2 separate regions of the Homo sapiens genome follow, and region 2 is linked to region 1. The links are chromatin loops, found by intact Hi-C in ENCODE. Cell type or tissue: body of pancreas. All regions are shown on one strand. Each heading gives the region's core, and the rest is flanking DNA. Links, peaks and the distances in the headings are about the cores only. Region 1 overlaps CTSO (cathepsin O). Region 2 overlaps GUCY1B1 (guanylate cyclase 1 soluble subunit beta 1).

Region 1 (15,542 bases), core at 5,063-13,062:
TGATTGGGACCTCTTCCTTCCTAATCAAAGGCCCAATGCCAACAACTCCTGCATTCTCTCTTTCCCTTAATTCAGACTAATGCCTATTATTCTTTTGCTTCTTCTTAATTTTTTTTTCAATTTCCTACCATGATAAGGGATTCCCTTAATCCCTTTTAATGATATTTTGTAAATCTAGTTTTTTCTTGTACACATCCTTCCCTTATACTCTCAAGGAAGTCAGAGTTTATAGGGCATACTTTCTGATTTTAGAAAGCACATTACCTTTATCCCCAAATGAGATGTTGACCACGGTACTCAGTGACCCTGCACATTTTATTATAAATCCTACATGGTCTGCCAGCTGTGGAATTAAGGCTGTCTGGTGTATGGTTCCTGGTGTCACCCTGAGGACCCTTGTTGCAGACCGGAGCTGTGTTGACAACCTGACAGTTCTCTGGCACACTTATGCTCATTTAAACGGGTACATTTTGTTCAAGGACGCAATTTCACCCTTGATTTCTTTCAGATCCCATGGGTAGATACCATCTGGATCAAGGGATTATTTTATATTCAGGACCACTAAGTCATAGGGGATTCTGTTACCTTATCCAAATTTAATTTAGTTCCTGTTTTCTCTGTTTCAAAAGACTGCAAAGTTCCCATCATATATTTTCTTAATGAAGCCAGGAGTTGGTTGGGTCTCCCTTTGTCCTTTTCACCCATGAACACCTATTTTGCACTCTATCAAATGGTCATGATGAGTCTCCAGCCAGCTCTGTGTTTTTCATGTGTTTTTAAAGCATTTTTAATGATTGTTTTCCCCAAAACTATCCAAAGTTATCCTGCCCTTCAGTTCCAACACAAGTCCTTTTCCTCAGCCTGTCTTTATCTATCCCTACATTCCCATCATGCTTATAGTGTATGCTACATAATTTATCTTCAGTAGTATATGCTTCCCTCTTTTCTCTAATCTGAAGTTTTGTGTTATATTTTTCAAATGGCTGATGTCTTGAAAAATGCAAAGAACATAGAAGGTGTTCAAAATATGCTTCCTGATATGTAGCCTACGTGATATTAGCTGCACAGTCTGTACAAAGCAATTCTGGATGGACTCACCATTAAGATTGAAATATGCTAATGGTAATATAACACCTAAATTTGATAAGATGAAGGTGGTATATATAAATATAAATTATGCACTAATAATTTGTAAGTATAATAAAATATAAAATATAACAAATAAATATACATATAAATTGTACCTTACACAGAATTAAAATTTTTCATTTCTATCGTAATGACACTTGGGAAAATAAGTAGATTATAATTAAGAAACAACATTTACAACATTTCATTGTAATTGCTACTCTTTCTAGTAAAAAGTATGTTTTACAAGGATTAAGAGTATGCAGTGATGCCTTCAAACAAATTATTAACCAGTCAATAGATCATAAATTAAAAATGTATAAAGAAAAACATAATACAATAAGATCTTTACCTGAAGTCATATGCAGAATAACCTTTGATTGAAAATCCAGAATGTGAACCAGAAAAGTAATGGCACAGACCATTTTGTGCTTTAAAAGGATATTCTGAATCTTTCACCAGTTTTACTTGCATCTAAAAGAAAACAATCACTGAACATGTTTACTGTCAATTGTTTTATAAATCAAATAGAACTTACTTCACTGTGTCAAAACAGGTTCAATTTCACACACCTTCATCATGTGGATATACTTTGCGTTCTTTTTTTTTTCTTTTTCTTTTTTGAGACAGAGTTTTGTTTGGTTGCTCAGGCTGGAGTGCAGTGGCTCGATCTCGTCTCACTGCAATCTCCACCTCCTGGGCACCAGTGATCATCCCACCTCCGTCTCCCCAGTAGCTGTGACTACAGGTATGAGCCACCACGCCAGGCTAATTTTTTGTATTTTTTGTAAAGATGGGGTCTCACTCTGTTGCCCAGGCTGGTCTTAAACTCCTGGACTCAAGAAATCCACCTGCCTTGGCTTCCCAAAATACTGGGATTACAGGTGTGAGGCATTGTGCCCAGCCTATACTTTGGGTTTTTAATATTATAAATTAAATCTTTAGGTGCTTGTTCTGGATAGTCTAGACATTTGGAGTCAATATCTTTCCTTCTCCCTTACTTCTCTTTATCTTACAGCATCCTTTTGTAGATCCTCCATGGATCTAGTAACAGTCTTGTCATCTTTCTCCTGACGGTGCTATAGGGCAGCTCACTTTCCTCCCAGTGCTTCTGGTTCTGCCAAGTCTTTCAGATTCCATCCAGTGGTTTATACACAGGCAACGGTTAGGTCAAGCATTCTTTCTATCACTTCACTTTTATGCCATTCATATAGCATATGTCAAATACTTCATAGTTATCTGTACAAAACCCTCCCTTTTTGAATGCTAGGCTAATGAAAGGGAGGAGACTCATAATTCATTGTCGTCTACAGTGTGTACAGAGCAGGTCCTGGAATACGTGATTAAAAATGCAACCAATGGATAATGGAAGAGAATTCAGGTTTGGGGAACTCTGGTTTGATGACGTTCTACAGAAACTAATAGCACCCTCATTGGCAAATTTCATGCAGTTGATATCGGATCTGGGACACTGTCAGGGCAAGTGCTAAGAACGCTGAGGGACACTGGGGTATACTGAGCAAAGCCCTACTGTGAGAGGCTGGGGACTGAAGGTACAACTCCGGCTCAGCTACTGACTTGACAAAATGATCTCACTTCTCAGGCTTCATTTCTTCATCTATAAAAAGAGCTACAGGCTGGGTGTGGTGGCTCATGTCTGTAATCCCAGCACTTTGGGAGGCTGAGGCGGGTGGATCACAAGGTCAGGAGATCGAGATCAGCCTGGCCAATATGGTGAAACCATGTCTTTACTAAAAAAACAAAAACAAAAAACAAAAAACAAAAAAAACAAAAAAATTAGCCAAGTGTGGTGGTGGGCACCTATAGTTCCCAGCTACTCCGGAGGCTGAAGCAGCAGAAACACTTGAACCCGGGAGGTGGAGGTTGCAGTGAGCCAAGATTGTGCCACTGTACTCCAGCCTGGGTGACAGAGTGAGACTCTGTCTCAAAAACAACAACAACAAAAAAGAGCTAAAAAATTAGTCTCTAATGTTCCTTTTAACCTTAACATTCAGAAATTCTATGAAAATAAAAAAAATATATTCTCATCTTTCCGGGATATTATGAGATATTCAGATCTGCAAAAAAGCATGTATATATTAAGAAATGTTAAGAAATAAATATAAATATTTCTCTGAAGACAGACTTCAGATTTTTCCCCTTTTGATTTCTTGACAACTGCTTTGCCTAGAAGTGATTCATTTTTAAATATTCTGATTAATTACTTCATGCTTTGATCATCTACATTTCCGAACGTGGAAACATTATTTAATATATGTGAACAAACTGTTTGAATTTTGAACACACAGTAAACAAGCAAAAAAGGAAATAAAGAGTTTAAGAGGTTGAGAGACTAGTCACCTTGTTTAACCAGTTCAAAGCATTGAGAGTAGAGCCTCCATTGCAGCCATAATTATTATACGAACAGTCAATGACCTGCTGGACACTTAGGTCTTCCAGGGGCTTCCCCTTTATTGCATAAGCAGATTCCACTGCCCCCACCACGCTGAAGGCCCAGCATCCTCCACACTGTTTAAAAACAGAAAAAGGGGTGGTATTTCCAGGGTTTAAATCAACTTACCAACATCTCTAAATGTAACAAGTTATCAAATCAAGTAAGGCTTCCAGATTCTGGAAACCTACAAAATAAATACGCCTATCCTCTAGATTTTTAAACTGAAAAAAAGAGAAAACCAAAAGTCTCTTTTGAGCATCATTTAATTATTAGTTCATGTTGTCAGCATTATTACTATTCTAAATTTGGCAATGCAAGATAAAAGTGAATTTTTAGAGACCGAGGAAATACTTGGGCTAACTGATGATCTTCTAAAAGACCATTCAGTTCACTGAATATGTGACTTCTCTTTGTAAGTGGCTTTTCTTCTGGAGAGTGTGTGCCGACTCCCGCCCCAACCTTCCATCCCCCTTGCTTTTTTAAGGACACTCTGCTTCCATGGTCATACACCACTTCCATCCTAAGGGTGAGGAGGGGAAAGATGCATGTTGTGCTAATTATTTGATGGAGATAAGAGAATTAATAAATATTAATGAATTACTCTTTAGGCTATAAAGATGCCCGATTAAGTATGCTTATAGTGGATGTACATGAAATGTCCTAAGGATATAAATCCATATTAGTCATTACTCCAGTATTGGCTGCCAATCATGCTGATAGTGGATCTCTTAATTTGCTTTTACTTAACAAACTAGAACAAAAGAATAAAAGAACTAGTCCTGAAAGAAAGAGAGGAGACAGAGGGAATGAAATTAGGGATCGTAGGATCACGTAAAAGGAAGAAGGATCCACAGAAAAGGCAGAAGAGAGTAGGATTTGAGACTGGATGAAACTAACATAACTGGAGGGCCATGTGTGGCAGAGTTAGACCAAAAAAAAAAAGGAATGACAATTGGATATCTTTGCAGAGTTAAGTTTTGAGCAACTTTATGGCTTTAAGTGCTTTTTTAAAGGTTATATCTCTATCTCTAGTGCCTATGGCATAGTAAAAACACTCACTAAGTGACCATACAGCAGGGTCTCCAAACTTTGACAAAGGTGAACACAGGGCAGCTCATGCCTGTAATCCCAGCACTTTGGGAGGCCAAGGCAGGCGGATCATGAGGTCAGGAGTTCAAGACCAGCCTGACCAACATGGTGAAACCCCGTTTCTACTAAAAATACAAAAATTAGCCAGGCATGGTGGTGCGCACCTGTAATCCCAGCTACTAAGGAGGCTGAGGCAGGAGAATCTCTTGAACCTGGGAGGTGGAGGTTGCAGTGAGCCGAGATCGCATCACTGCACTCCAGCCTGGGTGACAGAGTGAGACTCCGTCTCAAAAAAAAAAAAGAGAAAAGGTAACAGGCTGCTGACATCACCCCTATAGCCAGCTTTAGTCAAGCCACAAGGGCAGTTCCTGCTTAAAAAAAAAAAAAAGTCTCTCATACATTCCTTTAATTAAAGATCTCTAATTAAAAGTTCCCTCTTCAATACACTGTGGACAATTTTTGAAAGGATTAGATTTATGTCTAATTGACATGTTATTACAAATCCAATAATAAAGCAAATGATTTGGTGGTAAAACTTAATGTACAAAAATAAATATAGACTCTGAGAAGCAAAAATCATTCTAACTACACATTGACTGCGAAACAGCTGGCACCAAAACACTTTCCATAAAAGGGAAGGCTGAATGATCTGTTGAGGTTTCCACTGCAGACAAACTGAGACTATCCCCTCTGGTTAGGGGTTTGACTTTGCCTGTTTGGCAGGCATTCCCTATGCCAACAGTTGGGAGTGTAGACGGGTAGGGAAGGTCAGCAAAGTATGCACACACCCCTCAAACGTCTGCCAGCTAGGTGGGTTCACTACATGCATTATAGGTCATACCCACCCACATCTGCTCTTACCACTTTCCTTCCTAGTTCAAAGGCACCTCCTTCCACCACTTCAGAATAACTCACAAGCTGCTGCCCTGCCAACTCCCATGTCCTCAGCACACTTTGAGTCTCTTTTCAAGGTAAATTGCTATATTTATTGCAGTACTTACATATTTCTTAATCAGTAAACATGTGTAAAACTGTGCTACTGTGTCTATTAGTTTTCTGTCTTTTAAAACATATGTCATTGACTAAGCTCGTAGGTAGTGTAACCTAACCTCATTTCTCCCATAATCCCTGTCATGCTACTGCTCAATTCTGCATAGGTGGTGATTTTCTGGAATGTATGCGTCACGTTATGGCTGAACTGACTACTAACTATACTTTTAAGGCCCACAGATTCAAAGGTATATGATCCTGTGAAGACGGGGGCAGATTTTCTGACAGAGCTTGCAAGATGAGGCTTGAGAACCCAGGAGATTCGGCCACACTGTTGGTAAATGTATCCATTTTCATTTTACTTTTTCACTTTTTTTTTCTTGAACCATTTAAGCCTTTAGTGCTCATGTTTACCTTCTCCAGCCTCTCATCTGCTATTGTACAGAAAGCTTGGTATCTGTGATACAGCTACTGGGAAGTATCCCTGAGCTGTTATTACAGCTACTGGGAAGTATCCCTGAGTTATTGTGTTGGTGGCAATGGCAATTAGTAAGAGTACACAGCAAGGAAGGTTTATCTTCAGAAATAAAAGTCAGGGCTTTGACATTTGACTCTCATTCCTCCAGAGATTCTCTTTTCATTGTCATTTTTGGATGACTGAGATGTGATTTTCCTAGAGAAATGATGTTTCCATTACAACTTTGATTAAACTTGACCTCAAAGCTGCCTTTCAATGCTTAGATGATTAGAAAAGAAGAGGGATTTCAACGTACCATCTGCTGGTTTCTCACTTGTGTCACAACCTGCTTGTCCCTCCAGTCAAATCTTAACGGCAAAGACACATTGGGGATGGACATATGTACTTCTGCTGAGTATCTGGGAAACTTGGAAGGTTTGCTTCTTAAATAAATGGCTGAGTAGAAACATAAAATGAAAATACAACCAATATTATATTACAATATATTATATTATATATATCATATATATTTGTTATATATAAAGACAATCAATATTATATTATAGGGAGACAACCAATATTATACTAAAAGACAACCAATATTATATTATATTATATCCTTGAGATTCTTTGGGAGGAACTTTTAAAGAAGAAACAGTAGCCTTCTAGTAGACCTGCTATTTTAGATTTTCTCTTGTGCTTTTCTATAACATAAAATGCATTCATTAAAAACTACAAAAGAGAATTCCTACAATAAGGCTGGAGTTGACACATAAAATGATTTGTTTGATAGAACCAGGTCAATAATAAAAATAAGTATAATTGACATCATTTGTTCTATCATAACCCATGGAACCATGTGTGTCCTGAAGAGAAAAAGCACTAGAAAACTGCAGAAGTGATTAGACAATTATCCTTTATAGCCACATGGAAATGTGCATAATTATAACATTCATTTCTTAAGCAGTAATTAGAAGAGACTGGCCATGAATTTATTTTCTTATGTGAGCACATGGTACATGCCTGACATTTAGTAGACACTTAATAAATGTTAACTATTACTCAATATATTAGATTTACAATGAAATATTTATCAAAAGTTAAGCAAGCAAATTAAAATCAGGAAACCACCTAAATAGCAACATCGGACTATACCTTTAAACTCTTCAGGAAACAAATAGGAAAACTGATTTATTCCATAGAAGGCGGTGGAGTTTTCACTGGGAAATAAAGAATTCAAGTATCGATGTCTATTAAGACTTTCCTAGAAGAAAAACAAAAACTATTTCATATCCACTATGTCAGTTTTCCAAAGTAAACTGTGTATAACTAACTTGGAGAAATTTTTCAATTATAAAGTTAAAGCTTGATTTCCTTCAGACTACAATGTAAAGTTGTATAAGATATCCATAGGAGATTCATAAATATTTTCTATTAGAATTATTATCTAATTGCAGACATTTTTTGAGGCTGAGAAAAGTGTATTTTATTCATTTATAATTCCCCATCACCAGGTTTGTTGCAAGCATTCCATATACAGCTGTTAAAGTATTGACATAGTGGGAAAAAAGAAATAGACTGCAAATAAACACTAGATACTAGAAGCAAATTGTCACCTTTAGACATTCACTCATGTGGTTAAACAATTATGAATATGGAATATGTCCTCTTCACCTTTGTGTTTCCCGGAACTAAGTAATGAAGCATGAAAAACAGACTGGGTAAATAAATTAATAAATCAATCTGATTCTATTAAAGCTTTATAGATATCTCTATCTCATGTAGGGTACAAAGGCTCTGTGACAGATGCAATTCTGGAAATATTTGAAGAAGATAGCCTGGTTTCTCTATCTGGAGGGGAAATGTGACCATTATTTACTGATTTCTCAACTTTGAATTTTGTGACAATTTATCTTAAGCTTATCTTTTATATATAAACATGCTTCAATTTCGTAATACTAACCAATTACATAGAATAAATAAAATTTCAGGGGGCTATCATTTGGTACCTTTCCAACCCTAGCGCTTCTACATATTTGTCTATGTACTTATGTGTTTATTGTGTGTCTGTATCAAAAACCTATAAGCAAAATGATGACTGCTTATATGTCTTATTCCTTATGGTGAGACACTCACTTAGCACATGGCTGACACACAATAGATCCTTGATAAGTGTTTGTTGTTGAATAAATAGATAAGTGACATTTTCCATATCATGCCCTTAATAACTTTAAGCTGTTTATTTTTAAGTAAATTATTGCTGGAAGTTGTCATAATCTTATTTTTTTTCCTTTTGTGCATACCTAGGAAGATTGCTAATCAACAAATTAATAAAGTTTTTGAGGTACTTTAAAATAATCTTGATGAAGCAAGGCTTTCAATATAACCTGGATATATAAATGTAAAAATAGAACTAGAATACAAGGTAATTCTGTATATGGCAAATGACAAATATAAGCCAGAGACTATTAACTGCTAAGGAATTCAGAGGATTCATTCATTCAATAAGTACTGCCTGGCCATCTTTGTGAGCTGGAGTAGTCAGGAAGGCACTGAAAATGTAGGATGTTAAGAATGCACAGGAGAGAATGTGGCAGCCATGAGAATGTGCCTCCCAGCCTTCTTTCTATAGGGAGTTTAGCTGCTGCTAGTTGAAATCTCCATGATCACACCAAGGGAAGCCACAGTTCTTACGGGCTGCACCTAGCTCATGACTTAGTGCTAAGGCTTGCTATTTGGGAGACAAATGGGACTCCCCTGACAGCTGGTTTTTGATTAATGACTCCCTGATGGCCTTGCCAAACCAAAGTTTCCTTGGACTGTGAGACAGCATGGAACTCTTCCCCAGTCTTCCTTCCTTTTTTCCTTCACTCAGGGTCAGAATTACATTGCAATCAGATAGCTCTACCTGGACCTCTCCCTATTAGTTCACAGGAATTGCTCCTGTGATTGATTAAAAAAAAAAAAAAAAAAAGCCTGGGAGCAGTGGCTCACACCTGTCATCCCAGCACTTTGGGAGGCTGAGGTCGGTGGATCATCTGAGGTCAGGAGTTCGAGACCAGCCTCGCCAACATGGTGAAAGCCTGTCTCTACTAAAAATACAAAAATTAGCCGGGCGTGGTGGTGGGCGCCTATAATCCCAGCTACTCAGGGGGCTGAGGCAGGAGAATCGCTTGAACCTGGAAGGCGGAGGTTGCAGTGAGCCGAGATCACAGCACTGCACTCCAGCCTGGACGACAGAGCGAGCCTCCAACTCAAAAAAATAAATAAATAAATAAAAAATAAGAAAAGAATGAGAAGACATGAATAACCAATTTACCAATATTAGGAATGAAAGAAGAGCCATGATTACAGATGCTTCAGGCATTAGAAGAATAATATTTTGACAACTTTATGACAATAAATTGGCAAACTGTACAAAATGGACAAACTTTTTGCAAGGCACAGATTGCCAAAGATGAAAGGAGAAATAGAAAACTTGAGCAGCCTTTTATCAGCTAAAGGCATTAAATTTGTAAGTGAAAACTGACTCACAAAGAAAACTTCAGGCCCAGGTGGCTTTTTGGTGAACTTTATACAATGAAGAAAGAAGTAATACCAATATTATCCTTTGAGAAAATCAAGAAGAAGGGAATACGCTGCAACTTAAATAAGACCAGTGTTACCCTGATTCTAAACCAGAAAAATGTATCTAAATAAAATAGAACTACATACCAGTATCCCTCATAAATACGCTGTAGACACAAAATCCTTAACAAAATAGCAAATCAAATCTAACAATATATGTTAAGGACAATATATTGTGACCAAGTGAAGTTTATTTAGAAATGCTAGGTTGGTTTAAAATTTCAAAATCAATCATCAGTACGATACACCATATTAACAGAACAAAAAAGGAATATACCACACACACACCACACCACACCAAATGCGCACACACACACATACGCACGCACATGAGGTATAGACTGGTACGCCCTTTCAAGATCCTTAAAATTACACAAATTGTTTAATTAAGAAAATCTAATTCTAGGAATGGATTTTAGACTCTTGAGTGTAGGCAATGCTGTACGTGTGGGTTCTACACGTGTGTCTGGGAGGGGAGGCAGTAGTTGAGCCACATACTCTATTTAGTTGGAGAGCTAATGCAAGTTTATCTCACTAGATCATTTGTGACATCTACGAGAGAAACAATATATTGCCACTCAAGTTGGCAAATGCCAGATGAAACAAACTTATACATCGTTGGCAGGGAGTTCCCATGTACTTCTCTTAATTTTTGTGTTGCCTTATAAGTGTCATTTCACCATCCAAAGTTTAGGTGTTCCGGTTGTGAAGTAGTTATAATAACACCAATTTAATAATGAAATAAATGAATGTATTATTTATTTATTTTAAATATTTATGTCCCTAATTTTCAATGATGATTCCAATAACAGTTACTTGGTTTTGGTCTTGTGCCATGTGTTTGAAAAGACAAATATCTCCACATATATTTTCTATTTGTTACCACTTGATACACTGTTCTTTATGTCAGCGGCACTAGTGTCTGCAGGACTTCTGAAAATGTTGCTGTCTTCCACTTGTTCAACCAGGAGCCAACTTCTAAAAGAATTCCATTTGCTATTCTGGTGTAATGACTCCTGTCATTTCACAGCTCTCCATAGCCCATGTCAGGGCTACTCAATCTTTATACAAATTGTTGACTTCCTGCCAACAGCAAAATACTCTAAACCACTAAGTGCTCTGCTTCGTCCTCTCCCTACCACTAATCTCTACCCACTTGTTTTGATTTTGCAAAACCATTAATAACATTAAAAGTACTTCCTTGGAGGCTTCTGAACACAGCGTAATAATAATAATTATTATTATTTTGAGGCGGATTCTCGCTCTGTCGCCCAGGCGAGTGCAGTGGCGTGATCTCAGCTCACTGCAAGCTCCGCCTCCCGGGTTCACCCCATTCTCCTGCCTCAGCCTCCCGAGTAGCTGGGACTACGGGCACCCGCCACAATGCCCGGCTAATTTTTTTTGTATTTTTTTTAGTAGAGATGAGGTTTCACCGTGTTAGCCAGGATGGTCTCAATCTCCTGACCTCGTGGTCTGCCCGCCTCAGCCTCTCAGAGTGCTGGGATCACAGGCATGAGCCACTGCGCCTGGCCTCTTTTTAACTTTGCAACAATTTGAAATGTCTTACCATTGCTGTGCAATTTTTGGCTATATAATCAACCTCTCTGAGCTTTATTTCCATCAACAAATGGAGTAATACTGATCTGGAAGAATGTAAGGATGAAATAAAATAATAATTGGAAAACACTTATTACAGAGACTGGCAAAATAAATGCTCAGTTAAAATACTCTCATCCTCTATCTTCCTTTTCCTTTAAACAGAGTATTTGGATTATAGAAATGGCGCTCAAAGACCATACTTTCAGATTCACTTGGAGCAAGTATTTCTCATGTCATTAGAAATGAGGATCAATATTATCTATTGAAAGCAATCTGTTGCTTTCATGGTAAAATAATACTATCAGTATATCCAAGAATATCTATTCTCTTATTTATTTATTGTCTTGTTTGCTATACACTTATCAAGTTCACTAACATGGGTTTCACATCATTTAAAATTTAAAAAGCCCTGTATTTCATTTCTTGAATTATCAATTCTTTTAAGTGACTTTTCCGGTCTCTCTTGATTCTGGCTATTAAAGATTTCATAGACGCATCACAAACTGAAGTCTGTATGAGGCCCTTGCTGCTCATTACATCCAACAACCTCCGTTAGGTAAAGGATCAGTGGGCACATGTTCTCAACAGAGGATATGATAGGGAGCAAATTTAGAGTAGCCATCTCTAAAGTCATATAAAATATTAAAGAAAAGACCTGAACCTTAACTTCATTTATGAGAGGAAAGACGTAAAGTTTTGATGAATACATAGGAAACTTCTCATTGATACTTTTGAAAAGTGCAGATGTTTAAAAATTAGATCTTACATGAGAAAAATTAGAGCTGATAAATCAGAACAGCCTTGGTGAACAGATTTGGTGAAAAATAACTACCTTCACCTTTTTTTTGTTGTTGTTGTTAAATGTGTTTAATTGAATGAGTTACAAAGGGAGATACCAGATTCCTGAACAGAAGGGTAACTCAGAACCCAAGAGATTGAAGAAATTATCCTGATTATAAAACTAGGAAAAACATGTCCCTTGGGCATTAGTACGTCTTGTGCATACTAAGTCTCTATTTATTATAGGTATAACCTCTCAAATTCATACCTAGGACCCTGTCCCTGTAAGACTCTGTCCCTAAAGCTATCCTTATTATGACTTCTAGCAGCCATCCTTCTAAGAGGTAGAATCTCTTAAAGCTGCCTTTGTGTGTGTGTGTGTGTGTGTGTGTGCACATGTGTACTGGAGGTGATCACATATTTGAACTGTGATTTAAATGTAATATGTTTCTAAGCAGTGTCTTCCATATTCTAATTTCCCGCCTGTTAGCCTAGCTAGGATGCTTCATGAGTATGCTAAAGGAGGTTGATAAGAACTGCAGAGTAGTCATGAAACATCCCAGCAAGGCCAAACAACAAACAGAGGATGGGTTCAGTCTGATCATAAAACAGGATAACTCTATTGACAAGAGACCTGAACCAGTCTCATGAGGAGGTTAGGCTGCAGTTTTAAAATTCCTCAGAAATCAACATTTTTCTTACAGGATCAGAAAGCCCTTCCAGCTATCTCAGGCATCTTGGCCCTCTTACCTTTCCAGCTGTGGGTAACCACAGTCTTAGATAATGCTCCGGCTAGGGTAAGTTAAGAGGAAAATGGTCATGTTCAAAACAATCAAAGAGTAGAAACCCAAGGAGGGTGACTTGAGGGGTTCTCAGATGTTTCCTTAATCTACTTCCCTGAGGGGAAAAATCTGTGAAATCTTTCTCACAGACTGCCACTAAGTAAGAGTAAATGAAATCATGTATTTTCTTCTTGCATGTACTCAACTGTTTCTAAAGGAGTAAGCGAATCTTTTATGAGCAAACTGTTGAGTTTTCATTTCTCTACAAGGAAAGTTCTCAGCCACTGAATGCACTAAATACAAAGGGTTGAAGGGATTGTTAAATTGAATGCAAGTATTCATTCTAAGTGTTTTACATGAATTAACTTAGCCCTGTATAAAGGTAATTGCTAACATTAGCCCTCTTCACAGAAGAATAAATCTGAGAAACAGATACATGATTTGCCTAAGATCACACAACTAGTATTTGGTGGAGGGGTATAGTTATTTAGCCTGCAAGAAATCTACTGAAGCGTTATAAACTTTAAGGGACTTCATGTCTGTTTTATCAGCTGAAAAGGCAGTGAACATCTATTATTTTTCCCCATTGATATCTAGGTTTCCTTCCACTAATGATGATTTATTTGCCTTTATCAATATACGCAATGATGTGTGTATTCCCTTACAATGAATCCCATGTATCCATGGGATAAGTTTTATATTGAAATTAACAGAGACACCTAAGGTACTTTGGAAGCTCACTTTATCTTCGGCACTTTAAACTCATTGTTTGTCTTGCAGTTCCATTACTCAGACTTTTAACAACTTTCATTTGCAGATTTTGAAGTTTCATAGGATAAATCATAAATTGTACACATAGATTTAAAATGTTCTCCTTAGGAGTGCTTTCGTTTCTGGAAATTGCAGTAAAGCTGAGGATGAGCAAAAAAGGTAAAATATTTGTATACAAAGAGCATCACTGAGAATTTCTTGGAAGACTTAGGAGTTGTAAACTTTAGATCAGTGATTCTCAACTGAGGATAATTTTGTCCCTCATTTGTCATACTGGGGATTGTCATACTGGTGGGATGCCACTGGCATCTGGTGCATAGAGCCCATGCATGCTGCTACTCACCCTACAATGAAGAGGAAGGTCCCCCACAACAAATCACTATCCATTCTCAAATGTCAATAGTGCCACTGTTGAGGAGCCTTGGATTAGAACAATAAAAGCTTTTTAAGGATACACTTTTATAAAGTACAGCTTTTGAAAAGTTTCTTAGACAAAGTATTTTCTATACAGTGTACTGAAGTGTGTGTAAACATATTGCAGATATATGTTTACTATGTATGATAAGAAATGTGTAGTCAGGATTTGTGTGAGCATGTACACAAAAAGATTGAATTAAAAATACATTCTTTTGTGAACTACTTGGGAGAATCTATTTCTCCAGTGTATAAGTCTTTACATTCTTTTTATTTACAGGAAAATGTTTATTTACAGGATACAATGCTTAAACATAACGATATTCATTTTTTGTGTACATTTCTTACAGGACAGCACGCGTCTTATTCTCCACTGTATCCCTCAGAAAACCCAGACCAGTTCTTTAGACACAGTGGAAATTAAATAAAGTATTGGATAAATGTATGGGAAGATGAATAAATTATAACCTATGATTTTAAGTTTATGATATATTTCCATTTAGTCAATGTATGCTTTAAGTGAGATTCATCAGAAAAAGTCTGCTGAACAACCTTATCTAACATCAAATTCGTGTTTTCATCTTTATATAAGGTAGAACAGGAGTCTCAAAACCCTGGGCCATGGACCAGTACTGTTCTGTGGCCTGTTAACGACCAGGCTGCACAGCAGGTGGTGAGGGGCCTGCGAGCATGCATCACCACCTGATCTCCACCTTCTGTCAGATCGGCAGCAGCATTAGATTATCATAGGAGCACAAACCCTACTGGGAACGGTGCATGTAAGGGATCTAGTTTGCACAGTCCTTATGTGAATCTAATGCTTGATGATCTGGGGTGGAACAGCTTCATTCTGAAATCATCCGCATCCTCCTCACCCCACCCCCACACCCCAGTCCGTGGAAAAATTGTCTTCCATGAAACCAATCCCTGGTGCCAAAAAGTTTGGGGACCACTGAGGTAGAAAATAGGTTTTAAAGCTTTCTTGGATAAAGCCTATTTGGAGGACCTAATTCCAGATTTCAAGGGGCTGATTACGGCAAGCACATATAAGTGGCTCATTAGTTAGGATCACTTGTTATAAAGATGCTATGGCCATCTATTTACACATAAATAAATATTCCTAAATATATAAATAATCTTATAATAATATAACCTGTGTCATTACGGCAACTGGTCTTAAGGTAAAGCTTTGGAAATTTTATGTAAAATCACATGTACTTTGGCATAGATATTATTCTAAAGTGAGTGTATCAAGCAAATTTTATTGGATCCAATATTGGGTCTGTGCCTCCCAAAAGGATAAGAATACCAAATGTTCTGTGGTAAAATAATGAGCATCAGTAAATATGAGGGCATAGCTAGGTTTTGGCACAAAGGAGAGTAGGCTAAATCCAATAGTTAAGAGCTTCCTGAGCACTGGAAGTTTCTAAAGGAGTGAAAGTGCAGAGAT
Region 2 (15,601 bases), core at 4,482-12,481, 130 kb before region 1:
GTGACTATCGTAATAGCAGGGTCAGAATACAGGACTACAAATGAAAACTTTGATTTTCTATTACCAGTCTTTTTGTTTTGTCTGTTTGCTTGGCTTATTTTGATTTGGTTTGAACTAGTTTGGGCTTGCGGATGTCTTATGTGATTAGGATGAACAAATAATTTATGTTTTCTGTAAATCCTTGCTTATAAATACAGCTAATATTTGATGCTAATTTTAGAGGATGTCCTGCTAGAATCCAGGCCTTTAAAGTACAAACGACACTGATGCTGTGTGAAAAGGACAGCAGAAGCACTAAAGGCTTTCCCAGTATTTCTTACAGTGGCTTTCTGCTGATCCCACTGAACAGATTGCTGTATTCTGTCCTTCCTCCGTCTGTTGCCAATGAGCTGCGGCACAAGCGTCCAGTGCCTGCCAAAAGATATGACAATGTGACCATCCTCTTTAGTGGCATTGTGGGCTTCAATGCTTTCTGTAGCAAGCATGCATCTGGAGAAGGAGCCATGAAGATCGTCAACCTCCTCAACGACCTCTACACCAGATTTGACACACTGACTGATTCCCGGAAAAACCCATTTGTTTATAAGGCAAGTGTTCTTTATCGCTGACTGCAGAGCTATCCAGAGGCTGGCGTTCTGAGACTCCCCTCCAGAGGCCATGTCATCACAGCTCTCTGACTCCAGCACTGCAGCCTTGAGTACAGTGAGCCTCCATGTATTCACTCTTTACCATGTTCTTAAATAATTGCCTCTTGTTATAAAACTGTCTCTTCCTTGTAACCACAATGAATGTTTCATGAAGTGGGTGATTCCCTGGTTAAAATGAAATGTTCACCATCTTATTTGCACTTAGGCTAACAAATCTGGACAGGCTGTTTATCACATGTAGTATAAACATAGCATTCATTTTAGTCCTCTGCAAGAGACATTTTTACTGAGATATATAAATGCTTTGTACAGTAAAGAAGTCATGAAGCATGAGAAGGACTCAGATTTGCGTTTAGATAACATCAACTTGAAGAAGATAAACATTTATAAGGCGTTTTTGCCCTTTGTTTCATTTAGAAATAAATATAATATTGGAAAAAAGAAGTCAGTGGAATATTGCTACATAAAGGCAAGAATGTTAAGTAAACCATCTCTAGATATCTGGGGTAATATAACTACACAAGGACTATTTATTTTATAGTCATTTTCTGAGGTACACTCTAGCATGTGGTGAGCACATCATACAAACAAATGATTAATGACCGTGATAAATCACTGAACTTGAAATGGTGGCTCTCCATGCCGTCAAGCCATCACTGTTTTAGGTAGAAATGTAAAAAATTATTCTTCTGAATTATAAAGTTATCTGAGGTGAGAAATTAATTGCTTACTAAAGGAAAAATAATTCTATGTCTGTACCTGCCCGTCATCAAAGACCCCAAGTGTCCATCATGTGTGTAAATTATAAGTAATTGCAAGGTTTCATTTTGTTGGAGTTGAATATATTAGAATTTTAAGAGAATTAAAGGGGGAGGGAAGCTTAAAGTTGCTGGTAGACTTGAAAAAATATGTTTTTTGTTAGGGTAATAAATGAAACAGTCTTTTTTATGCTAACCGTGAACATCTAAATATATGTACTGTTAGGTGGAGACTGTTGGTGACAAGTATATGACAGTGAGTGGTTTACCAGAGCCATGCATTCACCATGCACGATCCATCTGCCACCTGGCCTTGGACATGATGGAAATTGCTGGCCAGGTTCAAGTAGATGGTGAATCTGTTCAGGTTAGTAAATGAAGTAGATATTGTAATAATGGTATGTAAACCTTTTTGGACAATTGATTCATATCGTTGTCCGGAAAATCATTAACGTGTATAAAGAAGGGCATCTTGACAACAAAGACTATAGCATTTCATCCAGCCCACTGTACTACATTCTTTCATAGACATGGAGATTTATCTACCTGTTTGAAATTATCTAGTCCGTTTCATGTACTGAAAGTCATGGGGATGAGAAAAAAACCTCTTGTACCTTCTAGTTTATTTTTTAAAACCTCTTTCATGTCTCATGTAAGTTACTAGATTCACATCTTTGAAATCTTCAGACTTCAAATGTTTCTCTTGAGATAGGATATTTCCCTGGGGAGATAGAGATTTCATGGAGGGCTTTTGAAGTTGTCCATAATATGCTTGAAATTCTTATAGACATCTCTTACGATGTTATATGATGACTCTACATTATTCTGTAATATAAAGTAAGCAAAAATTCATGTGTTACAGGAACAGAAAACCAAACACCACATGTTCTCACTCATAAGTTGGAGCTGAACAATGAGAACACATGGACACAAGGAGGGGAACATCACACACCGGGACCTGTTGGGAGTTTGGGGGCAAGGGGAGGGAGAGCATTAGGACAAATACCTAATACGTGCGGGGCTTAAAACCTAGATAATGGGTTGATAGGTGCAGCAAACCACCATGGCACATATATACCTATGTAACAAACCTGCACCTTCTGCACCTGTATGCCAGAACTTAAAGTAAAATAAAAAAAAAAAAATTCATGTGTTAGTGATCAAAATGATTGAAGCAAAGCTTTCTTTTTTGCAGATAACAATAGGGATACACACTGGAGAGGTAGTTACAGGTGTCATAGGACAGCGGATGCCTCGATACTGTCTTTTTGGGAATACTGTCAACCTCACAAGCCGAACAGAAACCACAGGAGAAAAGGGAAAAATAAATGTGTCTGAATATACATACAGGTGAGAGAAAATGTCTTGGTATTTACTGATTTGCAAAGAAAATGTGTCTTTGCATGTGGTTTAATTCTCTGAGAGATTTTGTTGCTTTAACAGAGTTATCACCTTCACTCTTCCCCACTGCTTGTAGAGTTGTTTACTTTTTATTTGAGAAGATTGTGTCATTATTTCCATTTTATATGATTTCACATCATCTTAGGAAATCCTGATATGATCATTGTTTCTAAAGCTTTGAGTTACCTTTCAGTACAACTTCAGCATTTGTTCTTGCCATCTTGGTTTATAACATGATACATGTCACCTTCTCTATAAAACTTGTGTATACTTCTCTCTCTACTCCCCTTCCCTTGTCTTTTAGATGTCTTATGTCTCCAGAAAATTCAGATCCACAATTCCACTTGGAGCACAGAGGCCCAGTGTCCATGAAGGGCAAAAAAGAACCAATGCAAGTTTGGTTTCTATCCAGAAAAAATACAGGAACAGAGGTATGACTAATCAAAGTGTAATTTGCGTACTTAAGACAGAGTATAAGTATGGAAAACTAAAGCAAAATCACTGAAAATGTATTTCATTTGAAAAGAATTCTTGCTAACAGAAATTAACTTCTAAGTAAAGCAGTGGAAATAATTGAACATTAATGAGCCAATTACAATCATAAGTACTTTTTAGGGGATACTTTAGTGATTTTTGTCCTCTAATGAAATGAAAACCAACAGACTGGATTGAGAAGGCTGCTTTTTTTCTTGCTGTTGTGGTTGTTTTGCTCTTCCTCTGTAGTCTGGCTCAAAGGTAAGTGGGCTGTGAGGGGCTCCCCTGACCCCTTTCCTCAGCTCTCTAAGTTGGCTCTGAGATCACCACAGATAAGGGCTGTGGTTCATGGGAGGTTTCTTAACCATGAAGCTTAAGATCCTTTTAAGGGGCAGGCTATCTTTCTATGGAGTGATTGGGGAATTTTGGAAATCCTAGTCCCTCATGTGTTTCTCCTAGATAGATGAGTGATTTTTAACTTGCTAGAATCTGATTAATTCCTTAGGGAAGATTTAAGTTCTTTCTACTACTATGGTTATACTCCAGGCAGAGCCCATGTGCTAGAATGGACTTCAGAACAGTGGCACATCCAAAGTGGAATCACACCTCTCATAGAGGCCTTGCACACACTAAGATCATGGCTAGCCTCTTCCTAGCCTTTTGTAAGGAGTGGCATCAGAAGCAAGTTTGATACTTTGTTACCCTGTTGATGTGTTGTTTCCTCATGGGGGATAAGACTGCATGCTCATATTTCTCTTTTAGTGTGTATAAACTCTCTAAAGATGCTTTTAGGGCATAACAACTTCTAAAGGGAATAGAATGCCAGGGTTTGAAATATTTATCTTCTTTCACCTGGTTTAACATTAAATCATTTTCCTATGAGGTGGACATGCTTATTGATGTTCTTCTGATAAACTAAGCCGTAATTACCTCAAACATTGGTCATCTTAGTCGTGCGGTCCTGTTTTTCCCAGAATTATGGTGGGAATGATTTACAGAAACTGTAGATGTGAACGTGGATCACACTCTCATAAAGAGAAAAATATATTTAATTGATATTATAAACCTCACTATCACTGTAAATCAATCCCTCTTTTCTTCTGCCTATTTAAGGAAACAAAGCAGGATGATGACTGAATCTTGGATTATGGGGTGAAGAGGAGTACAGACTAGGTTCCAGTTTTCTCCTAACACGTGCCAAGCCCAGGAGCAGTTCTTCCCTATGGATACAGATTTTCTTTTGTCCTTGTCCATTACCCCAAGACTTTCTTCTAGATATATCTCTCACTATCCGTTATTCAACCTTAGCTCTGCTTTCTATTACTTTTTAGGCTTTAGTATATTATCTAAAGTTTGGCTTTTGATGTGGATGATGTGAGCTTCATGTGTCTTAAAATCTACTACAAGCATTACCTAACATGGTGATCTGCAAGTAGTAGGCACCCAATAAATATTTGTTGAATTTAGTTAAATGAAACTGAACAGTGTTTGGCCATGTGTATATTTATATCATGTTTACCAAATCTGTTTAGTGTTCCACATATATGTATATGTATATTTTAATGACTATAATGTAATAAAGTTTATATCATGTTGGTGTATATCATTATAGAAATCATTTTCTAAAGGAGTGAATTCTAAGTTTTAGGGGAAAAAATGCAATTTATTTTCAGACTCCCAAAGTAAGAATTAACATATCATGCTAAGAAAATAGTGACTATTTTGAAGTATGCTACTTCCCTTTCAGAAATATAGAATACACGTTTCTGTTATTAAAGTATTTGATTACTAATTCAAATCATATGGCAATTATAATTCTTCTAAAATGCTATCATTTGTAACTGTATCCCCTGTATTAAATCTCATTAACCACAGGCAGCTGTTACAGAAAGCTGCATTGTTTCACATTGAGCTGTTACATTAGTTCAGGCTAAATGTTGGGAGCTCCAACCACATCCAAGAATAAATCTGGAAACACACTGCTGGGATACTGCTGTTAGAGCCCTTCTTGGCCTTGTATTCCCAGAAATGAGCTCCCTTTCCTTAGCTTAGAAGAATGTGATTATATCCAGGACATCATGTTCAGAAAACTTAGTTTACTTTCAGCATAGAATGCATTACTGTTGGAATAATTGGCCTCTAGCTCTTAAATGTCTCTGATAACTTATTAATATCTATCTTTATAAAATAGAGTGCAACTACTTTTGTGTAAAAATGTTTGCCTTTAAATTTAGTATTTCATATCAGCACATCGATATATGTATAAATGTTCCATGTTAATGTGTAAAAGAGTCTGTAATAAATTATTTTTTTCACGTGTCTCTATACAGTTTTTATTTCAATAAAAATATTAACATTATTTTTCATTTTATTAATGCCATTATTTTGTAAATACATTTTACAATTTTGCCTATTTGCTACCATTATAAATTTTCACTGACTCCTCATAGACAGCATATTCTTAAATGCTATATTTCTTTTTAATACCAACAGAGTGACAGGAAATAAAGACTGGGCATGGAAAGGGGAAACAGTTAAATATTGAATGTCATCAGCTTATTTAAAGAGCTCTGAATCATTTAGGGATGATAGACATGTATACAAGTAATGAAAATATGCGATATTCATAATGAAGAAATATATTCAAATGCAGAAATAATACTTAGAGAAAGAGTAACTTGAAAGAAAAGAGGTGAAGTGGGGATAGTTGTTATGCTTATTTTGGGGGGAGAGTTAGGAATACTCAGAAACTACATTGACACTGTCATCTTCCCAGAATCCTGCATATATTTATTTAGCATCTACTTTGGGTAGGTACTGCTCAAGATATTTGAGAAATGTCATTGAACAAAACATCTCTGCCTTTGAATACCTCATATTCCAATTTTTACATCTTGCATGTTTTTAAATCTCTACTTTATTCCGCCAACACTCTTCGAAGTCCAGGCACTCATCATGTGTAACTTGAACAATTGCAAGATCTTCCCTATAAATCTGTCTATTTCCTACCTTTGCCACCTCCATTCCACACTCTCAAATTGCTGCCAGAGTGGTCTTTTACAAATCCAAATTGCTCTCCTGCGTACAATCACTTAAATGCTACTCATTGTCTGTACACCTTAGCAAAGCATGTAAACATTGTCACCTTAACCAGCCTTATCTGCTAGTTGCTACCTTTGTAATTCTATGCTCTGCTCTGTCTGAATACCCTCTACCCATACTCTGCTGCAAATTCATTTCTTGCTAAGACTCAGCTCAATATCCTCTTGTTGGAAATTTCCCTGTTAGGAAAGTTTAGCTTCCCCTATTGTCCCAGGATCTTTACAATGGTTCACATATTATCTGTTTATATATAGGATTCCTTATTAGGCTTTAAGTTTCTTATGGCTAAATTAGTTCCTCTTACACCAGATATTCCTTGAACCTTCCACAAAATAGGCACTTGACAAATATTTGTTGAACAAAGGAATGGAGGGAGCAGCCTCTTCGAGCAGTGGGGCTAGAAGCCAGATTTAAAGGGAAGGAGGAATAAGAAATGAGATAGATTGGAGAAAAGAGGAGGCACAAAAATGGCACTGTTAAACTTGTGCTTAGAGAAAATCATGCTGACATTGGTGCAGGGGCTAATTTAGAGGGAAAGAGCCTGGTTTAAGGTTGGCATTAGGGGGCTACTGTACTTCATGCATAGGCCTGCTTTAAGGTGATGGCAGGACAGGAGGCTAATTGAAGAGCAGTCAAGATTCACATTAAAAGTGCATAATAACGCACAGGCCAAAGGGGATGAGAAGGTTAGGGCCAAGTAGAAAGCTTCTGGCTTGCTTAGTGGGTAGTTGATGGTTCCATTACACGTGGTGGAGGATGTAGAAAGGTAACTGAGCTTAGAGGAAAGGTGCCTAATATTAGGCATGGCTTTGAAGTTCTGGTGAATACATTTTTAAAAAACAATGATTTTCAGGTAGCATTAATGCGAGGAGAGAATAGAACTTTTTTTTCCAAGTTGGGCCAAACTGCTTTGAATTTCCAAACAACCTGTTACTAGCTCCATGATATTGGTAAAGTCATTTAACCTTTGTGTAACCTGGTTAGGTCATTGTAAAGACAGAGATTATAATAACCACTCACTAGAGTTGTTGGCAGATCAAACTGAAATACGAAGAAGTCAGAGGAGTTGGAACTTTGGCTTGCCATTTCAGAAAGACTAAAAGGTAATCTAAGAAATGAAAACTTACAAATCTTTGGTAACAGATATTGTTATAGTTGAATCATGGACAGCACATGTCATGAAAAAACAGGAGGGTCAACAAGAAAAATCAATAAATACATTTATCTTTGCCAATTATTGAAACAAACCCAGTGGAAACCACCAAAAAATTAGAACCAAATGTTGTGAAACGATAACAGTTTATCAGTTTGAACTGAATTGTTTTAAACTTTAACAATTAAATACCATTTTAAAGGTATGTATTTTTAATTATATAAGTTATATATTTATTATATTATAGATTACATATATTATATGTATCTTAGCACTAATTCACTATTTCATTCAGTTTAAATCTGTATTTGATTCACCAAATGATATGTTCTATTTCCTTTGTCATTGAAAGGAAAAATAATTTGCTTACCTCCCTCATAGGTTTCTTTCTTTCTTTTTTTTTTTGTACCACCCTCACTAATGGTTTATAGAACCTCTAGAGGGCAGCAGAGAATGCTGTTTGTAATTGAAATCTGAAAAAGAACTGAAAGGAGACATTCTCTCACAGGACAGAGTTCATCTTGTCTCCTAGCTGTCACTTCCTGTGTGCAACCTTGAATTCACTCCTTCCACTCTTTCTCAAGTTCAAAGGAATATAATAAAAATAATTATTTCTACTCATTAAGACCATTTGTATAGCATGAAATCTATCCACACGTATCTTGCTCTGAAATGTCACCAAAATATTTCCTGCTAATTCTGCAGGAAGGTAAAAACATTTGCTAAAACAAGCAATTTGTAATAGGAACAATAGTTTTGTACAATATTTTTATGAGTAAACTAACTTGCTTGTAGCTCATGTTAAAAGTTATTAAATAGAAATAGGATACTATTTACTTATAAGGATAAAATTGGAAAAAAATTTATTTTACATTAATAGAAAATGCTTTTGTGATTCTTCCTTGCTACTTATACCGTATCAAAGAGAAGAAATATAGTGTGAGTTAACAAAACAAAATTTAACAAAAAACAAAGCACCGTACAGAGAATCAAGAACCTGAGTCCAATTCTGGTGAGGAAATCTTGTGGCCTTTACAAGTCACTTAACTTTACAACTCAGTTACCTCATCTGAAAAAAAGGAGCTGGTTAAGGTGATATCCAAACTAAATTATTGCTCCAAAATTCCATCATTTCGTTGGTAACAATTCCAGGGTTTTTGTATCAGAAGCATTCTAACCAAAGTGACTCCATCTTTACAGAGGCTGGGTAAAATGAGGCTGAGACCTGCTGGGCTGCGTTCCCAGGACGTTGGGCATTCTTAGTCACAGAATGTCTACAGTTAAGGGAATAGGTTAATAATGTTTACCAAACAGACCCAGGACTTAACAGACCCAGGAAATGTCCAGGTGTCCCAATATCTTAGGAATAAATGTATTCTTAATTTAAGAATACGTTTTGCTTTAAAGATAATAATACAGATTATTGTAGAACAGTAGTTAAGCAAATACTCAGCTGATAAAACACCATGCAGTAAAGAAGCAGGCCGAAACCCACCAAAACCAAGATGGCAGTGAAAGCCACCTCTGGTCATCTTCACTGCTCATTATATCCCAATTATAATAAATTAGCAGTTTAAAAGATGCTCCTACTAGCGCCATGGCAGTTTACAGATGCCATGGCAACATCAGAAGTTACTCTATCTGGTCTGAAAGGGGGAGTAACTCTCAGTCCTGGGAATTCTCCACTCCTTTCCTGGAAAACTCATGAATATTCCACCCCTCGTTTAGCATTTAATCAAGAAATAATCATAAGTTTACTCAGTCCAGCAGCCATGCCACTGCTCTATGGGGTAGCCATTCTTTTACTCCTTTACTTTCCTAATAAAGTTGTTTTCACTGTACTCTGTGGATTCACCTCAGATTCTTTCTTGGATGAGATCCAAGAACTCTCTCTTGTGGTCTGGATCAGTACCCTTTTCCAGTAACTCTTGTGCTAGGATTTTGGCCTGAAACTTTTGGGAATACAATCTAAAGTTTTGACAATCTAGTAGTGTTGAATAGATCAACCGAAAGACTGAAAGCTAACTTCCAAGAAATAAACAAATCTGAGGTAAACACTTGGTGAGGACTTTTGACTCCAAGCTAAAATCAAAATGACTAAGGTCCTGATTAGTGTATATGAGTATTAATGTTATGTATGTCTACTAAAAATGTGCCCTATAATATTTAATTATGTTAGCTAAATTTAAGTGTTTAATAAACAGTCACATTCTTGATGACCTGAAAACAAGGAGAGAATGTATGTCTCTATTTCAATTATATGTACTCACACAATTGCTGTGGTACAGTCTATCCCAAATAGGGCTTAAATATAGGGGCCAGTCATGGTGGCTCACGCCTGTAAACCAGCACTTTGGGAGGCCAAGGCAGGTGAATCACTTGAGGTCGGGAGTTTGAGACCAGCCTAGTCAACATGGTGAAAATGTCTCTACAGAAAATACAAAAATTAGCCGGATGTTGTGATGGGCACCTGTAATCCCAGATACTCGGGAGGCTGAGGCAGCACAATCACTTGAGCCTGGGAGGCGGAGGTTGCAGTGGGCTGAGATCACTACTGCACTCCAGCCTGGGCGTCAGAGCAAGAATCTGTCTCAAAAAAAATTACAGGTAAAAAATATCAGTGAGTATTACATATAGGTTGGGGTTTTTAAAATGTTATTCTTATGAAATATATTTCCCAATTATGTAAAGTAGTGACCACAGTTGCCTACCAAACAGTTTTAGATCATTAGGGGGAAAGGAGTCACATAAAATTAAAGTATTAACTTAGAAAACACTTTTAAACTGTTGTAAATACTGTCCCTTTTGTGGTTTTCTGCATCACATGAATAAATGTCAATATATTAATAATTTTTATATACCCATGAATATAATACCATCATATTGTTCTGGACAACAACAGTACCTAAATCTGACACTGTGACTACATACAGTTTTAGATGTACTAGTACAAATAACGTAATCAAAGATATTTTGTTTATTTTTGTGTAAAAATCATTACAGTCTAAGGCAGGCATGGGTGAAATCAGCGACTGAGTCCTCTGCTCCCGGGCAACTGGGGCTCTGAAGAGGGGGGGTCAGGGGAGTCCCCTGAGAAGTTTGTGTCCTGGAATCCAAGACAAGGTGAGGGCAGGGCCTGAAGAAAATACAAGTCTCAGGAAATATGTAGATTTCAAATTGATCTGACAAAAAACCCTAGTGGTCTGTCCAAAGAAGCCAGTAGCCAGAAGAAGCATTACAGGCAGGAAGCATTATGAAGTTAAGTGTGTCTGGTGTTGGAAGCCTTTTGCACAGTGCTAGTTTGTGTGTGCAGTGGTGATTTTGGCACCTGTTTAATAATTGTATATCCTCAATCGCAAGTATTGGACAGGATATTGAATAATGGGAGGTTGCAATTTCTTAATGTGTTAGTATAACTATTTTTTCCTCTAAAGCACAGTGTTTTTAAGTCTGTTTAGAAAACTTCCAGGCGCGGTGGCTCATGCCTGTAATCCCAGCACTTTGGGAGGCCGAGGTGGGCGGATCACGAGATCAAGAGTTTGATACCAGCCTGACCAACATGTTGAAACCCCGTCTCTACTAAAAATACAAAAATTAGCTGAGCGTGGTGTCACGTGCCTGTAATCCAAGCTACTCAGGAGGCTGAGGCAGGATAATGGCTTGAACCCAGGAGGAGGAGATTGCAGTGAGCTGGGATAGCGCTACTGCACTCCAGCTTGGGCGACAGAGCGAAACTCCATCTCAAAAAAAAAAAAAGAACACTGCAAGGGTAATGTCTAACAGCATGGTTTAATAGTAATACAATGTGAGGCCCAAATATAAGTCACATATGACATGGATTTTTAAATTTAAAAATTTCTAGTAGCCACACTTCAAAAGGTAGAAACCAGTGAAATTGACTTTAATAATATGTTTTATTTAACTCAGTATAAGCAAAATATGATCATTTCAACATGTAATACATTTAAAATCATTAATTAAATATTTAAAATCAGTGTGTATTTTAAAATCAGTGTGTATTTATACACTTTAAAATCAGTGCGTATTTATACACTTTAAAATCAGTGCGTATTTATACACTAAAATCAGTGCGTATTTCTACACTTTAAAATCAGTGTGTATTTATACACTAAAATCAGTGCGTATTTATACATTTTAAAATCAGTGTGTATTTATACACTTTAAAATCAGTGTGTATTTATACACTAAAATCAGTGTGTATTTTTACACTTTAAAATCAGTGTGTATTTATACACTAAAATCAGTGTGTATTTATACACTTTAAAATCAGTGTGTATTTATACACTAAAATCAGTGTGTATTTATACACTTTAAAATCAGTGTGTATTTATACACTTTAAAATCAGTGCATATTTATACACTAAAATCAGTGCGTATTTCTACACTTTAAAATCAGTGTGTATTTATACACTAAAATCAGTGCGTATTTATACATTTTAAAATCAGTGTGTATTTATACACTTTAAAATCAGTGTGTATTTATACACTAAAATCAGTGTGTATTTTACATTTTGCAGCACATCTAATTTCAGACCAGCCACTTTTCAAGTGCTCAGTGGTCTCATGAAGCTAGTGGCTATCATATTGAACAGTGCAGGTCTACATATACAGGTTATTGATTGGATCTTTTATCCAAAACAATCATCTTAGATACTTGATTGTTTTGTTTCCTCCTTACCAGAAGATTGGATCAACCTTGTTATTTATAAAAACAAAACAAGTAGCTGAGTAGTTGAAGGGGTCATTAAATTAAGAAAAAAGAGTATAGGAAGGTTTATACTTTTTATTCTGATTTATAAGATGTAGTTTTGAATAGAGTGTTTCTTTTGAACTCTAACATTCTATATACTACAACATAATATAAATGGTGATAAAAAGAGTAATAAAGGAAAATGAGTTCTATATGAGGTATTTCTCAAACAACATTTGCAGAAAAGAAAGTGTACTATTTTATAAGTTGCTAACATTAGCAACTTCATGATTTGAGATGATAAAGGATCTTACATGTTCACCTGACAATTCTTTTGCAGTCTTTTAATAAGAAGCAATTATAAAGCACTAAGAAGCACCTATTATCTTTTGACAAAGTTAAGGCTCTTTATAAAGATCTAGTTCATCAGTCAGTTACCACCCACATCATATTTCTTTTTTTCATTTGTATTCCTGTTAAAGGTTCTTTCCCTGTCAACCCAACTTACTCTTTTTGCACTTGACAGTAATATTACCAAAGTATTAACTGAAAGAGAATTATGCAAAAGTTGACTACCAAAAGATTTGTACCCTTGAATACACAGGAACAATTTTCACTTGATTTGTGCTCAGTAAAGTGTATCAGAAAGTTCAGAACCCTTCAGACCTCAGGAGGAGCAAATGTTCCTGTCACACTGACCATATGTCTTTTTGTGAATTTACCAAAAGTTCTTCCTGATTCATGAATGTTTGAAATTCAAAACTCATTGTATACAGCTTGTTGGATTTCTTGACATGTAAAGCACTTTTAAAAAGAGTTCTTTTAAAGATAGTGTTAATACTATAATAAAAGTTATAAAATTTGCTTTTAAAATATATATTTCTTTAAATATTGTGCTGTATTATAACTGACCATCAAACAACAGACATGAGAGTTGAGATAAGTGGTGACCAGATCCCTGCTGCCCTCAGGCTCACAACTACCAGCATGGAAATCAGGGAGCAATCCTGCAGTCACTGCAAGTTCAATGGTGATTTGAACGTTTTACATGTTTAATCCTTGCAGCAATTTATTAAGTATATACTCTTATTATCGACTCCATTTTACTCATGAGGAAACTGGAGCACATAAAGTTTGGGGAACTGCCCAAATGTTAAACAGAGAGTGAGTGGGTAAAGCCAGTATCCATACCCAGACAAATGGATTCCAGAGCCCAAGCTTCCAACTAGGATGCTCGGATGCATCTCATAGCAAAATAAGCAAGCGGCTGGCAAGTGGCGTACATCTGGTGGGCGTTTTAACACCAGATGAGTGTGTGTCAGGTAACAAAGTTCTAGTCAGGCAAGCAGGCAAGGAGTGTGAAGAAGATATGGCAGGTGGTATTGGCCCTAAACTTTACGACTAACTCTGAACAACAGGATGTGGAAGGCTGGGGCACAAGAAGTGGGGGCTGAGGCAGGGAAGGCAAACATGTTCCCCTAAAGATGGATCACAAGACAGCGATTATAAAGGCTAGACCGGGAGAACCTATATGTTGTGCAGGAGGAAAAACAGCCTGATGCTAATTCGCCCCTCTGTGTATAAAAGGCTTACGTTCTTCTGCCTGATACCCAGATTGGTTCTAGAGTTTTCAGATTTGGGGACTGATGAACTCCAACAGCAAACCCTGATGAGCTGTACAAGTAGGGAAAGCATGTCCTTGACTGTATCCTCCCATTAAGGCATCTGCTAAGAGAGCAGTCTTGCTGGATGTGGAAGGAATCCTCCATAAAGGTAGTCAGCCTTAGTCTTCCTCACTCTGCCACCATGACTAGCATTTCAATCTTATTTGTATGGGCTTCTGACAAAGGAAATTTGGGGCAGGGAGGGGGCTCTTTCTAAGGCTTATAACAGGTTCTTCCAGAAATATAGAAGAAATTTTTCAGCTTTCCCAATCTCAGTTAGGTCTGTGCTTCCATAGCATCTGAGTAAAAGACCATTGCTATTCTTCTATCCGTTACAATTTTAATGATTTACTGTCTTCTGGTCAAATAGACTGTGGGAGAAATTAGGTCAGACACTGCACATCCACTCATTGGCTCCAGTAGCCAGTTCCAGAGCCTTGTCACAGAGTAGGGGTTCAGAATTGTCAGGTATCCTTCCTCCAAATACTGGAGAAGAGTTGGTGAAGAAGAATGTCGTTTGTACAACTTGTAAAGTATCTGTGTTTTCCACTTGATGGTCTGTTTTGTGCATTGGCTGTAGATTTATTTACTGGAACGGCCTTCTCATCATATACATGTGCACATCCATGACTGATGCCATGCTGTAGTTTTTAACAAAGCATTGTTGAACATTTGAAGGATAATATCAGAAGGGAATAGCTGCGCAGAATATAAAACACTCAAGATTAAAAATTCTTCTGCCTGCAATCCCAGCACTTTGGGAGGCTGAGGTGGGCAGATCACAAGGTCAAAAAATGGAGACCATCCTGGCCAAATGGTGAAACCCCATCTCTACTAAAAACACAAAAATTAGCTGGGCATGGTGGCTGGTGCCTGTAGTCCCAGCTACTTGAGAGGCTGAGGTAGGAGAATCACTTGAACCCGGGAGGCAGAGGTTGCAGTGAGCTGAGATCGCGCCTCTACACTCCAGCCTGGCAACAGAGTGCAGTCTCAAAAAAAAAAAAAAAATGCTTCTTCTCAAGTTTCTAAATTCCCGTGGCTATATTCAATCACATGGCGTCCCAGTGCCAGCCAAAGGACACCTCAGCGAGGAATCTTTCTGTCTTCACTCTTCACCAAGTCCCAGTGCCTCTAAATCTCTCTTGGCCTACCTAAAGTTATCGTCCGTTTTCTTGCATTATTGATGTCTAGAACTTATCACAATTTATTATGAAGTTAAGGGAATAATTTTTAAATTGTTAGCAATTATCCTTACCACCAGATAATAAAACATTGTTGATATATATGAAGACATCCCAGCATTCAGGCATAATGTATGCACTTTCTTCTAAATGGTGCCGTAAAAGAGAACGTCATTTGCAGATATTTGCCATAAGCAACAACCACTCTAAGTGAAGAGAAAAAGTACCTTGCCCCCTCTGGTTTTCACTTAGTAATTTAGGAATTACACGTTATTTATATGGGATTGTATATGTTTATCCACATTTTAATGACTAGATTTAAATTGATTTTAAATTACTATCAATATATTATGATAATCATTAAAACATCATTACATCATTAAACAATCATTTAGAAAGTTTTGCTCCTTTTAAAACTAATGCATGAATTAAGCTGAATAACAACAAAAAAGTATCAATATTTTACCATCACTAACACCATTGAATAATACTGTTTTCATGACCACAAAG

The links. Peaks named below come from ENCODE experiments on the same cell type or tissue, not always from the same donor. Only the 100,000 strongest peaks of a DNase experiment are listed, where the experiment ranks them.
Region 2: a loop joins it to region 1, with 3.0 times the contacts of the local background. A loop is called at or near these places in 87 of 110 quality-filtered maps.

What each region holds. Positions count from the first base shown.
Region 1 is chr4:155,935,882-155,951,423 of GRCh38, forward strand. It overlaps CTSO (cathepsin O), which reads right to left. Exons shown (of 8, transcript NM_001334.3): 2 at 7,275-7,383; 3 at 6,436-6,575; 4 at 3,490-3,657; 5 at 1,481-1,602. Among named protein-coding and RNA genes, the nearest start is that of CTSO, 10 kb to the right of the region's middle. In body of pancreas, for the core only: no CTCF peak of the experiment used is centred there; no DNase peak of the experiment used is centred there.
Region 2 is chr4:155,801,993-155,817,593 of GRCh38, forward strand. GUCY1B1 (guanylate cyclase 1 soluble subunit beta 1) reads left to right here. Exons shown (of 14, transcript NM_000857.5): 10 at 350-587; 11 at 1,632-1,772; 12 at 2,601-2,755; 13 at 3,111-3,237; 14 at 4,394-5,819. The coding sequence ends at 4,417. Among named protein-coding and RNA genes, the nearest start is that of GUCY1B1, 51 kb to the left of the region's middle. In body of pancreas, for the core only: a CTCF peak has its summit at 7,973 (motif pointing right); no DNase peak of the experiment used is centred there; H3K27ac peaks cover 838 bases.